Regions from separate parts of the Homo sapiens genome. Here region 2 is linked to region 1. The links are chromatin loops, found by intact Hi-C in ENCODE. Cell type or tissue: Calu3. All regions are shown on one strand.

Region 1 (8,000 bases):
CCAGTGCTAATTGCTCCCAAAGGGACTTCCCAACCGATACTGAAAAGCCCCTGGGGCCTACAAACCTGGCAGACATGGATTTGAATAAAATATTTTGAATGAGTGATGACTCTGCTATTTAGTAAGGATGCTACTTCAAGCAAGTTAATTAACTTCTGACAGTCTCAGGTTTCTGATCTGTAAAATGGGGATGGTGTTACCTGTCTCATATGGCTGTTGTAAGGATTAAATTAAATTAGGTAACACATATAAAGTGCCTAGTACATACCCTTGACATGTCAGAGGTGCTTAAGAAATGTTGGTAGGCAGAAAAGTTAAGTACACAAATAATGACATATAAATGATGACATGAGGTTAACGTGGTGAACTGTGCAGAAGTGGCAATGTAAAGTTTGACAGGAAAAGAGGAGAAAAAAAACTTATTGAACACTTGGCACTTGACCTGCTTCTGAAATAATCAGTAGCATTTCAATGGTCAGAGGTGGAGGAAGGGTATTTTCTGATAGAGGGAGGAGCTTGAGGAAGGTCCACAGTTAGAAAAGGCAAATGATCCTAGGAACTGCGAGGAGACCAGTTGGCTGAAGTGTAGACTAGTATGAGGCACAAAAATGATAAGGGTTGGAATTTGCAGTAGGTGTGGTGTACAAAAATGATCAGGTTGGAAAGTGAGAAACCACCATGTAGAGAATCCCTGAAGGATTTCTGGCACAGAGGCACAGATAGCAGCCTAATCAGAGGGGATTAACAAGAATATGAAGTAAACATGGTTGAGGTAGGCCGAAAGTTGAGAGCAGAAAGATGAGGTGAGGATGGGATGCTGGTTCAGTAGATTAGACTGAGGTCAAGTAGAAGGTTAACAATGGGAATGTACGAGGATGGTGGCAGTGGGATAAGTGGAAATGTGTGGATATGAAAAATATGCTGGATGTAGAGATTAGAGATTTCAGGAAATATTTTTTACAGAAGTATATGATTTAAAGTGATTCTTTTGGTTTGGAACCACTGAGGTTGGATGTTTAAACCAGAGAAAAAAATTAAAATTATCCACTTATCTTGAAGTACTTATAGGGTAGTAATGTGTGTTGTTTTTGTTTGATATTAGAGGGGGCTAAAAAAAATACATTCCTGGGATGAGGAGACACTGAAAAAGTCATTTTGTTTATTCTCCTGTCTCAAGGTAAGAGTATACTAAAAACAAACTAAGCCGATATTTATTTGACTTATTAAAACAACTTTAAAAATTACAAAAGTGACATATTTCATTAATGGACAAAATATAGGGAAATAAAAAGAAGATAATAAAATCATCTATAATTTCATTACTCAAACTATTATTTTTATGTATATATGTGAGAGAGGCAGCAGAAAGGTACAGAGTGTGGGGTCTGGATAAAACTAACTGGGCTGGTTTCAATTCCAGCTTCTTCACTCAGTAACTGTATGACCTTGGAGAAGTTATTTAATCTCCTCACACCTCCATTTCTTCATCTTTACAATGGGAAGTATTAATAGAATTCATTTAATTACTATAATATGACAAGTTATCACATGAAACTGTTGAGAACTGTTTCTGGTACATACTAAGTGGCCAATACATGTTAACTGCATTATAATTATATTTTTAGTGGAAGTATAGTTAACATTGTCTTATAGGAGTAAAAAGTTATTAAGAATTTAGGAGTGAGAGAAGTGGGTTAAAGGAATAGCTTTGAAACATATTCTGAGGAAAAGGCTGATAAGACTTGGCAAAGAGAGTCAGGAGTTGAGTCTGGTGTTGTGCTGTCTGTTGAGGATTTGACATGTGGCCAGTGCAGCTGAAGAAATAAATTTTTAATTTCATTTAATTTGAATTAAATTGTAGTTATAGTTAAACATTCAATTCAATTTTTGAAAACCTTTTCAGAAAAATCTTTCTTTCTTTCTTTTCCTTCCTCCCTCCCTCCCTCCCTTCCTTCCTTCCTTCTTTCTTTCTTTTTTGACAGAGTCTCACTCTGTCACCAGGCTGGAGTGCAGTGGTGCGATCTCGGCTCACTGCAACCTCCATCTCCTGGGTTCAAGCGATTCTCCTTCCTCAACCTCTCTAGTAGCTAGGACTACAGTTGCGCCCCACCACGCCCAGCTAATTTTTGTATTTTTAGTAGAGACAGGGTTTCACCATGTTGGCCAGGATGGTATCCATCTCCTGACCTCGTGATCTGCCCTCCTCAGCCTCCAAAAGTGCTGGTATTAAAGGTGTGAGCCACCGTGCCTGGCTGAATCTACTTTCTTAATGTAAATTTTATAAAATCTAAATAGAAATCAAGTATTTCTGATACAAATTTAGTGTCTGAATTGACATGGCTGTAAAGTGAAAAATCCATGCCAAATTTGGAAGACTTCGTACCCCCAAAATGTAAAATATCTTAATAATATTTTGTACTGATTATGTGTTGAAACGATAATGTTTTAGAAATTATCTAAATGAAATATATTATTAAATTAAAAGAAGTTAGACAACTCAAAATTCAATCAAATTGTAGAATATCAACATTTAGTCTTGTAGCCATGTTCTCTTTGGCCCTGATTTCAAGAATGAGGTTATAATACTATATCTAGTTATATATTATATAGCTCTCTATATAAATATAACATATACAATAAATTTATTATATAATATATATAATATAACCTGTTCTTAAAAACTGAATAATCCAGGGCCAATTTTTCTATTCTGTTGTGATAACTCAAGTGTGCATTTTAAGTTAGTCACCACCTATGATTCATTGTAAAGCATACTCAATTTTAAAACACATCCTGTCCTGAAGAAACTTGCTTGAACTTTGTCAATGTCATAGGTTTGTGCTCAGAATCTATTTCTTGAAGTGGATTTTAGGACTAGAAGAGCATCATAACTGTTGAAGGTAAGAACTCTGTAAGTGTAGCAGGAGGAGCCACAGACAAAACCCCTCAGACACCAGGTTAAAGAAGGAAGATGCTTTATCCAGCCAGGAGCATCTGCAGACTTGGGTCTCAAGAACCGAGCTTCTGGCCGGTCACAGTGGCTCACGCCTGTAATACCAGTACTTTGGGAGGCCGAGGTGGGCGGATCACAAGGTCAGGAGATCAAGACCATCCTGGCTAACACGGTGAAACCCCGTCTCTACTAAAAATACAAAAAAAAAGTAGCCGGGTGTGGCGGCGTGCACCTGTAGTCCCAGCTGCTGGGGAGGCTGAGGCAGGAGAATGGCGTGAACCCGTGAGGTGGAGCTTGCAGTGAGCAGAGATCGGGCCACTGCACTCCAGCCTGGGCGACAGAGCAAGATCTCCGACTCAAAAAAAAAAAAAGAACTGAGCTCCCTGAAGAAAGAGTTCCTGGCCCTTTTAAAGGCTTACAACTCTAAGGGGTCCACGTGAAAGGGTCGTGTGATAGATTGTGCAAGCATGGGGTACGTGACTAGGTGGGGGTGGTGAGCAAGGCAAGTATTTCTCCATACCATTGTCTGTGATCTATAGACAGCACAAGTGGTTAGGGTGGTGGTTAATCTTTAACTTACAGGCCTGGCCAGTGGCGCGGATCAGTCTGTTGTTTTTCAGTTTTTACTTCCTCCTTTTCTTTGGAGACAGGGGACAGTAGGAGGAATGGCCTCTTTCCTCATTAGAAGTGAACATCCTATTCCATGTGACCTGCAGCTAGCCCCTATGGTGTTGGGATGCAAGGAAGTGGTATGTGCATGCATAAACAGTAGTTAAAGGAAAGTGAAATCCAAATATTCAGGGCTTAGAAATGCAGCTCCATTATCACAGAAGACAAATGTGTATAGTGTTACAGGTAGTTAGATAGGGATGAGTGAGGCGGGAGAGGGCTCTTCCCCCACCCACTAGGAATGTCAGGTGATGGTTCAACAATTATCACACTGCCTCGCTAAAAATGACAACTCAGTAGGGAGTGCTAGGGCACCAGAGAGAGACAATCTCCTGATGATCCACAGCTATTAACATTAAAGTGTTAAGGGAATAGAGATGCCAGGGAGAAGAAACCTCCGGGGCATGCATGTTAACATACAAAATAGAGAAGTATGATCTTCCAGGGACACTTCACCAGAAAAGGGAAGAAAGCCTCAGATGGGCATACGAGCAACTTCCTAAACACACTACCGCATGCTCAGTTCCCAGGGGCAAAGAGGAGACTGCGCATGCGGGAAGCCCACCCTAAGGGAAGAATCATGGAAAAGAAGTGAGCCAAAAAGTCCTAGGAGACCAAGGTTAAATGCTCTCTTTGACCTTCAGACGCCTTTTTGGATCTCTTCCAAGTGAACTTTCCTTTCTTTCCTATTCTACAGCCTTTAAAAAAAAAACTTCCACTCTTGCTCTGAAACTCACTTCGGTCTTGTTCTGCCTTGTGCTCCTCAGTAGAATTCTTTCTTCTCAGGAGGCAAAAATTGAAGTTGCTGCAGACGCATTAAGATACACTGCTGATAACCTGGGGAAACTCTGATACCAGCCACCAGTAACATATAGTATGGGAAAATATAGTGGTCAAAGAACATGACCTCTGACAACACATTGCACAGTCCTTTGATATCCTGAGTTCACTTGACAGCTGAGTTGAAGAATCTACTTCTCTCTGTTCTGTTGTTCTTCTCTCTTCTCTTGGTGACTATTAAAAGTGGATTCAGAATAGACATTGTTTATAGCGTAGCTGAGGGAATGATAATGAAGTTGCACATAAAACTTTATCATGTTCATCCTCTGCCTCATATTTTTCCAAGTTTCATACTACCTATAGCTACCTGATATACTGCATGAAGTGACAGATCATATCATTTGGTAGTGACATGTTCTTTTATTTATAAATCTACCTGATAGGGAAAAGCAGCACTCACATTCTACTTTCTATTATATTTGCCTCGAGCTTAGTTGACATGCTTGTATGATTATTTTTCCAGAAGAATGTTAAAATAAAATTTTTAGTTTTAAAGCAAAATATATTAGTAAGTGTTGGGTTTTAAGGAAATTTAACAAATATCATTCCTGATGGGAACAACACATTTAAGCAGATGGTAATAAATAATATCATCCTTGCTATGCATGGTAGCTCACACCTGCAATCCCAGCACTTTGGGAGGCCAAGACAGGAGGATTGCTTGAGCCCAGGAGTTGGAGACCAGCCTGGGCAACTTAGTGAGAAATCATCTCTAATTAGAAAAAAAGAAAAAGAAAATGAAAAAATTATATGGCCATGGTAGTGCACACATGTAGTCCCAGCTACTCTACTACTCAGGAGACTGAGGTGGGAGGATATCACTTGAGCCCAGGAGTTCAAGGCTGCAATGAGCCATGATTGCACCACTGCACTCTAGCCTGGGCAACAGAATGAGACTCTGTCAAGAAAAAAAAAAAAAAAAAAAAACACACACACACACACAAAATCACCTATATTGCAAGCAAAGGTCAGATGAAAAACCATGGGTTAGATGTTATAAAATAATGAGTTTTCTAAAACTAGATCCCATAATTAGACATACCTAGCCAGTTACTGACATTGCTGGAAAACCATAGGTGTCTGGAAGCATAGCCAATTTGCTGTTGAGTTTATTGCAGATAACATGCCATATATTATATGATAAACAGCATAGATAAACAGCATAGATAAACAGATGCCAAACAGAGAGAAAGGGAAGATGTGGGGGTCACTTATGCCCATTTTCTTAGCCAAAATTCACTCCTCAAACAATATACTCTTCCTTCCATGGGTAAGTGAGGTGGCCAATAGATGGCAGGCATGTGACACTAATGAATATTCCCTCCATATTGGAGGACAAAAGAGCAGAACTATGGTTTCTCTTTCAACAGTTGAAATATAAAATAAATATACATTGCACTTATGTTTAAATTTTGAGTGCCTTTAAATACTTATGTCTTTTTACCAATAAAATAAAATTGTATCTCTAAATTAAGTCAGGTTACATGACCTTAAAAATTACTTAAAATATGTTTGTTAAACTATTTAGGCCTGCCACTTATATTGAGTTTCACTTTTATCAAATTTTGATTCTTTATGGTTCATGATAGTTTAGGTCTTCTTTTTATTCCTCTTGAATCATTTGTAATTTATGTTTTCCTAAATATTACCACACCATCTTGATCATAAAATTTATTGGCATAGAATTGTACATAATATTTTTCCATAATTCTTTTAATCTCTTCATATCTCTGGTCCCTTGTTCACATTTTTATCTTGACTTACACTTATTTACAAATTCTATAAACTAAATGCCATTTGCTTTATTCTTCTGTGTATTCTCAGTGTCTAGACCTTGGTGCAGGGTAGGGACTTAATACATATTTGTTGACTATATTTGTTTTCAAAACTATATTCTAGCATCAGTTAAAAAAGATGAGACAAGTTTGTTCTGTATGCTTTGGCATTGGCAAGGCTCTTATAAAAGAAACATAAGATTTCACGCTGATTATTCTTCCTACGTTGTATACCTGCCAAGTACTATTGTTAAAGGCAAAAATAATTCTAGCAATAGGGATGTTGTATGAGAAAATGGACTTGATGATAAAATATTTATGAAACCACTACAATTGTGACAATACAAATAATTTATTTTGTTGTCTGCTTCATGTATTGGTGTTGAGAATAGAGCTGGCATACATGTGGAACATTTTTCTTTCTACCTTTCATTGAGAATGTTAAAATGAAAGTCACCCAATGTTTTATCTCAAATATGCAAGTTGTCTTGTGGAATCATAGTCTGAATACACTAGGTATGTTTTTCATATTTCCCTTCTCCGTGTTTTTCTTGTTGATACCATTTTCTTACTATCCACTCTTTCCTTTAAACCATAATTTGGGATTCCAGTTGGTAAAAAAAATTAGGGTAGGAAGGGGTTGTCGTTAATCTACTAGAGTGATGAGAAGTAGAAAGAAAGAAAAAAGGAAAAATTGACTTAAAAATCCCAGATCACTTAAAATTGAGTGCTAAGTGTCTCCCATAGACATGCAGGTGTATAAAAGGCTGATCCTAAAGTGCTACAGATCAGGAACTGTAGGTGAGATCCATAATTAGTTTTATTGTGGTATGAGTTATATGTTATTATATTTGAGTTCTAAACTCACCTTCCATTCTCTACTTTTTGAGATTGGAGCTGGGGCTCTTCACTTTACATTTCTGCATTATTCCATGGCTCTGTGTAAGACCCTCTAGAAGAGCAGCCAAGCAGAGACAGCAAGGCTGGTGGAAGGAGATGAGACTTGCTTTCTCCTGTCGGTTTCTTGTGGAATTCCTGTCTGTCTCATGCGGAATTCCTGTCTGTCTGTGGTCTCTGTTCACGCATCGGCAGCGCTTCTTCATTGCAGTAGCTGAATCCAATTTGCAGTTTTTCCAACATCTTCAAAAACAGCCTCATTTTTCTCCATTCCATATAAACCAGCACCAGCCAAACAATGGTTTCTCTGTAAGCTGTAAGGGGCCCCATATAAATACACATTTTAATAATTCCAATCTCTTTCCTTTATTCCCTCTACCGTAGGAGTGGTTTCTACTTCCTATAGTTGCTACCTTCGTGATACTTTACATTTCTCTTAGATACCTAAATAACAACTTTATACAAAGTTTAAAGTTTTTTCATACTAAATTCTGCCTATTAAACATAAGCAGGAATATAGAAATTCCTTGTAAAATAAAATATAAAAAAATCAAATTATCTCTGTTTATATGATTGCTATGATTTTTTTTTTCTTCTTAATGGACCCTGACTAATAGAAACACCAGTACAGCTGTTAAGGGAATTTATCTATCACTTTATTTGTTTTAATTATATCATGAGCCATCTTGTTGTGATGAATATGTGGATTTCAGAGTCGGATAAATCAGGCTCCACTAATTCCATGGAGTGAGATTTTGGGAGGGTTATCTTAACCTGCCTGAGCTTCAGTCTCCTCAACTGAGAATAATATCTACCTCATAGGTCTATGAGGATTAAGTAGGATGATGTTTGCAAATCATGCAGGA
Region 2 (8,000 bases), 610 kb after region 1:
GTCTCTCTCTGTCAATGATCCATGATTAAAATGACCATATATCTATGTTGCAAGTACAGTCCTGATTTACACCTGTTGTCCTGACATCCAGTCTGGTTAAGCTTTGTCTTGGCTTTACTTCTTTAATAAGATATTTTTAATAATGGTTGCACTAAAATAAGCCAGAATGAATTTGACCTCCATTTTTCTACTCTGTTCTTGTTTAATAGTCTTTGAAATGTACACGCAGTCGATAGATTTCTGATGTTAACATGTGGTTAAATCAGAAAGATGACCAGCAATAACCTGGTGCTTTCCAGAAGCAGCATAACTAACGTTTTCTTTCAAGGACAGCAAGAAGGGCTTTGCTGATAAATAAAATGTGCTTGGGCTCTGAGACAGAAATGGCTAGGGACGGCTAACTCCTGCTCTCAGTGATGAGGAAGTATATGATGATGCTGCCCCTGCCTTGTACTCAGGCTACCAGCCAGTGAGCTTGTGTAATTCAGGCTACAATCTGGAAAATACACTAAGCATCCAGGCTGCTAATCAGTGAATCAGTGGGAAAGTGGGAAAGGTAAGCTAGGTTTAGAAATATGGGGATAGGAAGTAGACTTGAGCTACAGAAAGCAATATTTTATGGAGTTTTCTTTGTTTTGTAATTCTTTTTTGTTTGCTTGTTTAACAATAAACCAGTCTGAATCAATGAGCTACAAAACTGAAAGTACATGTCTAATGAAAAATTATGGAATGGGTTGTAGTTTCTCAAAAAGTTGATGATAAACACACAATCTGAACAAAATGCTTGTTGGCATTCACTACTCACCTTGGGGACAATATTGATTTTACCAATACATGAAAACCAGAAGACACAAATCTGCTAAAGACACCTCTTTGTCTGCTTCTAAGGTAAGTAGGTTTTTAAAGAAGATGAAACCTGAAGATTACACTTTCACACTTGTAGATGAATAACGTGACTTTATGCCTCATTTTAAGAAGCATGACCTATTTAAAAAAAAATAAACACTTTTCTCTCATTTTAGATTACAAGGGTTTTTTTTTTTTTTTGTACATTTGTTGATATTAATCTGCCAGCTCTTAAGGTGTTGACTTCATCACCAGATGTGTATCTGTCACTGGAAACTTCAAAATAAAATTATTTACTCCAATAAAAATTGGCTTTTCAAATTCAATTTATAAAATATAAAAAATGCAATCTTTCCATCAAACTTGAAGCATCTTATATCATTGTCAATACTACTGTCAGTTCAGATTAGAAGTCCCAATAAAGTAAAATTACTTGACTCTATGATTCAAATGCAAACATAAATTTTAATGGAGCATTGTGTTGGGTTAAGAATCATGGTGTCATAAAATTAAGAAAACTAGAACACAGAAATGTGCTTGAATTTGCTTCATATACACATGTAATTTAAAATTGATTGCAATCAAGCCTCAATATTCTATTAATCCAAGTTTAAATTACAGTTCTCAAAAGGTACAAATGTTTTTATAAGTATACAGAGAAGCACTGAACTATAAAATGTTTTTAAGAAACCTTATGTTGAATAGAGAAAATACTTCAACATGACAACACTGAATTACTGCCTGTTATTAATTGTACTTAAAACATGTTTGAGCCTTTAAAATAGTCTTTTGTAAATCCAACTGAATGATTTACAATTCCATTTAACTTTGCTTAGATGGGTTTTAAAATTTTTATTTGCATTTTGTTATCATTCTGGAAATCTTAAACCAAATTTTTCAATGAATGGCGAACCAAAAAACTTTAGCTTTGAAACGTTTATCAAATTGTAATAACTTAAAAAGTGCTTGCAAACAAGATATTGACGTTTATCTGTATAAAAGCAGGACAAAAATGCAATAAAACAGCGGAGCTCAAGTGATGCACACATTACAATTTTTGAAAGGCTATACTTGTTTCTTGGGTAGTGCAACCTGTGAAAGAATTTTTGGTGAGGTCCAGTTTTTAATGGGGTAAATTTATATTCTATCCCAGTATGAAAATACATTTCAAAACTATAAAATTTTGTAACAGTTAAATGCTGTTAAATATTCAAAAATCATGGCAACAGAAAACATATTTGAGAATTTTTTCTGTGAAAATGTGTGCCAAAGTAGGTATTCAGTATTGAGGCATGAAAAAAGTACTTGTAACAGCGTTTGGGCTTAAATATTTACAAATTTTAATGTAAAGAAATAGAATTAAAAATATACTCCAGTTAGTAGAATTTTCTCTCAACTTATGAGATACTTCAGCACTGACAGAGTATTTTCTTAATTCACAGAGAAAATCAATTCAGCATGCAAAAACTTTTAATATTATTAACCTTAAAATAAAATTTAAAGAAAGTTGCAGGTAATTATAAGAAAAACCTGAAAATAAATCCGTATTAAAAAACACATATTCTTTAAAAATTAAAATAAGACCAGTGATATTGAATTTTAGAGAGATACAGCTAGAAAACAAATTACTGTCTATAAATGTTATTTTTCATATTCACATATTTAATAACAATACAAATATTCTTTTCTCTAATATAGAGATAAATAATATTTTTAATTTTTAGGAAAAGTAATTTTGAAAATAATTTTTGAAACAAAATATTTCTAAATCTTCTAATATAATTAATTTGTCAGCTAAGTAAGTATTTAAAAATATACAATTTTAATTGTTTTTAGCACTCCTTTTAACTCTCAAAAATTTCTCAGTTGATAATTGTATGGTTATTCCATTTCTCACATATTATATTGGAAAGCAACTATACTGACATCCTAATACAAATTATCTCTTTACAGATGAGAATCTACAGTGGAAAATGATTATGTAATAAATTCAATGCTCTAAACCAGTTAAAAGAGCCAAGGCAAAATTGCACTCCCTTCATTTCAAGTTCGGGATTCGTTTTTGTTTGTTTCTCCGTTTCTGTTTTAGTTATACAGCTTAGGTTATAAGACAGTTCGTTCTCACCGTAGGTAAGCGAATATAATTCTCACTCCGCAAAAAGAGCTATGAAGGAACAATCACTTACAAATTTTTTTTTCAGACAAATAAAATAAATATTGAGTCCCTCTTCCATCGGACTGGCAGAAAAGTACATATCTGTCACTATTGGTGTTCCCTCTCCATTCCTATTTTTGAGCTTTTCAAAGCAAGACCATTTGAGAAAGCATCCCATGGTTCCACGTTGTTTCATATAGGTTCCTCTTGAGATGCTCACAAACTAAGTCTGTATAATTAAGGGTTCTGTGGCACTCAAGACACCTGAAGAATGAAAATAGTTCTATTTATTTTCCATCTGCTTTAGCATTTTTGAAGGCATAAATCTAGTTCCGTATCTTGGAAAATCTGTGTTCCTCAAATCTATCTTGACACTTGGGGAAAACTCTCCTCCTTTCTCTATTCCTGTCTATATCCTTTAAAGGCCTTGACATTTCCCTTCTTCCTTTCTGGCACATCAAGCATCATTTCTTCAGCTTGGATATTCACAATGGCAGGAAGAGGAATTGTGTTTAGTTTCTTCTGGTAACCTTACAATTTGCCCAGAGGCTAAGGGACACATATGGTCTGGAAACTGTAGCAACTTTATTAGAAGAAGTGGAGGAGAAGCAGTGATATCAATAAATTATCGTATCAAAACTTTCCATGGCTTCCTTTATTATTTTATTTAGGGCTGCCATGGTTCTCTTTATCTGTTGCTTACTGAGGAGAACATGCTATTTTCTGCTGATTAGGCTCACATAATAGAATGGATAATACAATTGTTTAGTAGGTGGTAAGATTTAGTGGAAAGAACACAAGGTATAAAATCATATGTGCTATGTTTGCATTCCAGTTTACGCATCTATTAGCTGTGTTAGCTTTAAAATAATACTTAAATGAGTCATAATTCTTCATTTGTGGAATAGTGAAAACAATTCCAGAATTATGGTGATTTTGTGAGAACTTGGTAGGCATCCAGTATTTCCTATCTTTCCTGTATTTCTTTCCATCTACTTCAAATTTGAGGTAGTTAATAGCATGGACTCAGTATAACTGATTAGAGCAAAATGTGATTGTAGTTTGTTGTTGCTTTGTTATTATTATTATAATTCTGCTCCATATATCTTCCAGTGCTGAACTTCCCAATTCAAACCAAACAAAATATAGTAAAACCTGAGACCATGCTTAGTTAACAAAAAGTTAAAAACTAAAAGTCTTACTGTCCTATGTAATAATGCCTGAAGCATGGCTTAAGCCAAGTTTAAAAGATGTGAACCTTATCTCCTAAGATTCAATAAATGTATTTCGTTTTGTTAGTGAAAAATTTCCTTCAGGTTTAGGTCAGAATTTCTCTAAAATAAAATAGCAACATATCTATACTTTGTCACTATTCTCAGTAAACCATTAGAGCTGCATTATGGCAATCTTGTAAAATTTATGCCCTTCTTAAAATTCCTTTCACATTTATTTTAAGACTACAAAGTCAAGGATGTCTGCTCACACTGGGACTTCCCAGATCTATATTACTAACCAGAGGGATAGGAGAAACTCTACTGTTTTCTTAATTGGGCTCCTTCCAGGTTTCCCACTCACTTATATTTCTTTGCCTCTATTTCCAAAGTGAAAACAGTTCTACCTCATTCCATTTTCTCTATTCCAGGTATAGGTTCACTCCTCCCAGGTTTAATAGTCTTATTCCGAGCACTGCAACTTTTTCATTCCTTCCTCTTGAAGTGTCAGCTTTTGTTTAACCCATTGGTGATGCTTCAATAACATTACCCAGAAGTGGCAACGCAAAGAGAAAAATGGAACAGATGCTGTGTGCATTATCACCAGAGAGCACAGAGGAGAACTGACTGTAGTTGATAACTCTTGATGGGGTAATTGAGCTATCTGTGGTGGATCCTCCGGAATTTATTATTTTCTTAACCACAGAAAAGTGGTATTTACTCTCAGCCTTGAGCATTTGAATGGTTGAATTGTTATCCTGAGATTATGTCCAGAGTTGCTAACAATTGGACCTCTGATTATAGACCTTCCTTTAAAACACATACACAGGCCTGCGATGAAGATTTAATCTGAAATGACTCAGAGGGTGAACTTCCTTTTCTGAAAAAATGTTTCAGTAGCAGCTGTGTTTTCTGGCATCAATCCTACCAAAATGCTGACCTAGCTTGACCCTGGAAGTCCCTTTTAGAAACATAGTTTTGGAGATATCTTTCTTAATAGCAAATTTACTTTGTTAGGGTCCAGTAAGCTATCTCCATATACTAGTAAAGCCTCATTGTTTTGATTCATTCTACTTTCTAAATTTTAGTAATTTAATGACAAGGATTAAAATTATCTAAAAGTTGTAATAGGTAAAAAATTCAAAAAGGGAAAGTGTAATTATGACCAAGATTGATGTTTAGTTTATATACACTAGGATGACTGTATTGATTGTGAAGATGCTAAAGTGTTTTATATTTTTGGTCATATTCTCAAATGTTCAGAGTTTCTCTCACTCTATCCATTGCCCTGGCTCTCCTGGAAATTAATGTTGAATCCCTGAGCCTCCACACAGGGGTTTTATAGAATCCTGTTCCAGTTATGTCTGCTGTTGGTTTTTATTGGTGGTTTTCCTGCTAGGAAAAGTCCACCTTTCAGGTACCACAGCTGGCTCTTACACACCTTTGTCCCATGTGTGTGAGTCAGTCAGCTTACCATGGCTCTTTAACACCTGTTCTCATTAATCTCCATAGTCAGAGTAAGCCCAGATACAAGAAAAGGAAATGTCTTTCATGATGATAATGCCATCACATCAGAGAGAAAATTCTCAGTTTCCTTTTGCGTGCCCACAGACAATGGCCCTATGTTATTAGACAGATTCATTTGCAGTCACTGTCATTACCACTAATCAAACTGCAGCATACACAGGACTTGCCTTAAGGAAGACTGAGAATGAAGTCATAGACAGTACAGTAATGAAGAACAAATTGAGCATTAATCAGGTACAGTGGACTCTTATAAAGAGGGTTTATAAGCAACAGCAAAAGGATGTGAGTAGCGGACAGGGATTTTGGGGTTGTGGGGGGCAGGAAAATACCAATGGTTTGAGTATCTCTTTCTACTGTGAGAGTTGAATTTTATTGTTATTTAGTGGGACAGTTTATTAAAACCAGTGGAATTCCTGCACATTGTGGGCATTGAAACAGCTTAATTATTAAATGTGAATGATAATGCTTATATACTGTTCAATCTATGTTGCACACAATTCTAATAAATATTTAGCCCTATTAATTCTATAATTTTCACTATGATCCTCATTATACTGATAATAAACTTAGGTCCAAATATGATATTTAAAATCTAACTGACAGTATTGCTTTAATTGCTTCCTATTCATCCTTTTAGTGAGGAAGTGATCCCTACCTTAGGGTTGTGGGTATGGTCAAACAGTCCATTGAAAATAGATAGATGAGATTGATAGCAGCTTATTAGTCACATATATCCATAGGGGTTTCAATCAGGAACACAGTTGTAAAACAGAGCTTTGGGAGGCAAATTTGTAGTATCAACACAATAAAGTGCATCCTGGTTTATACAGAAGAATGTAATTGACTTGTATGAATAAATCTCTAGGTTGGCAAAAAACTAGAACTATTGCTCAGGTATAAGTGGGAACTATGGTGTTTTGCTAGAAAACCGGAGCATGAATATAGAGTCGGGGTTTTATGGTTAGGCCATTCATGGCCCTGCGGATTTCACTAAATGTTGAGGCAGCACATAATATTGGGCCTTAATTTTAAGCCTTACATCGCACATCACATGGTGCATATTTCAGGCAGTCCCATAAACATTTGTGATAGAATGTGATAATGTTGATGATAGAGACGTGGAACTAACAAAATCATGGTCAATGTTGTAAGGGCTAGAAAAGTTTTAATGCAATTGCTGCTAGTTCTGCTGAAGTTGAGAAAAGATAGATTATGATGAATAATATTGTTGATATTAACAGAATTCTATATTTTTTAAATTAAAGTCATACAATGAATATTAATTTAATGACGGTCTTTTAAAAAGCTTAGTGTAGTTCCATATACCAAAGCATAGCTCAAACAGGATATTATCAGGATAGCGATAGCCATGTCCAAATACATCACACAAATAATTGATAAAAATTAACAATAATTGAGAAATTGTCGTACTGATTTCATGGATGGTTTACATTAAAATACATAATTTATAAGGCATGTAGCCTATTTTAAGTTATGAGGAGTTTAGGCCAACGACCAAGTTTGCGGGCAGAATTCGAAAGATAACTCTAACTTATGATACCAACTGCAAGTTTAGAGAGTTTCCAAAACTACTCTCACTTTTAAGAATTCACTAGAAAGACCCACTGCACACACTGAAAGCAGTTATACTCACTCTATGGTTTATTACAGGAAAGGATACAGATAAAGACCAGCCAAAACAAGAGATTCATAGGGCAGATTCTAGGAGGTTTCCAAACATGGACCTTCCATTGGCCTCCCCCAGGAATCAGGAAACATTACCCTCCCAGCATAATGTGTACCAATATGCACAAATTATTGCCAACCAGAGAATCTCACCTAAAATGTCAGAGTCCAAGGTTTTTTTTATGGTTCCCTTATGTAGGCATGATTCATTGATTGACTAATTGATTGATTGTCCACATAATTGATTTCAGTCTTCAGGTTGATCTATACCACATTACTCAAACCTGCCAACTGAAGTCACACTGTTAAGAATATCCAGTAGACTGGGTGTGGTGGCTCACACCTGTAATCCCAGCACTTTGGGAGGCCAAGGTGGGCAGATCACAAGGTCAAGAGATTGAGACCATCCTGGCCAACATGGTGAAACTCCGTATCTACTAAAAAAAATACAAAAATTAGCTAGGCATGGTGGCACGTGCCTGTCTGTACTCCCAGCTACTCAGGAGTCTGAGGCAGGAGAATTGCTTGAATCTGGGAGGCAGAGGTTACAGTGAGCCAAGATCGTGCCACTGCAC

The links. Peaks named below come from ENCODE experiments on the same cell type or tissue, not always from the same donor. Only the 100,000 strongest peaks of a DNase experiment are listed, where the experiment ranks them.
Region 2: a loop joins it to region 1, with 16 times the contacts of the local background. A loop is called at or near these places in 3 of 110 quality-filtered maps.

The regions. Positions count from the first base shown.
Region 1 is chr10:64,728,446-64,736,445 of GRCh38, forward strand. No RefSeq gene overlaps it. Among named protein-coding and RNA genes, the nearest start is that of LINC02671, 190 kb to the right of the region's middle. In Calu3, a CTCF peak has its summit at 5,693; DNase peaks (open chromatin) are centred at 3,496 and 5,756.
Region 2 is chr10:65,336,672-65,344,671 of GRCh38, forward strand. No RefSeq gene overlaps it. Among named protein-coding and RNA genes, the nearest start is that of LINC01515, 230 kb to the right of the region's middle. In Calu3, no CTCF peak of the experiment used is centred here; no DNase peak of the experiment used is centred here.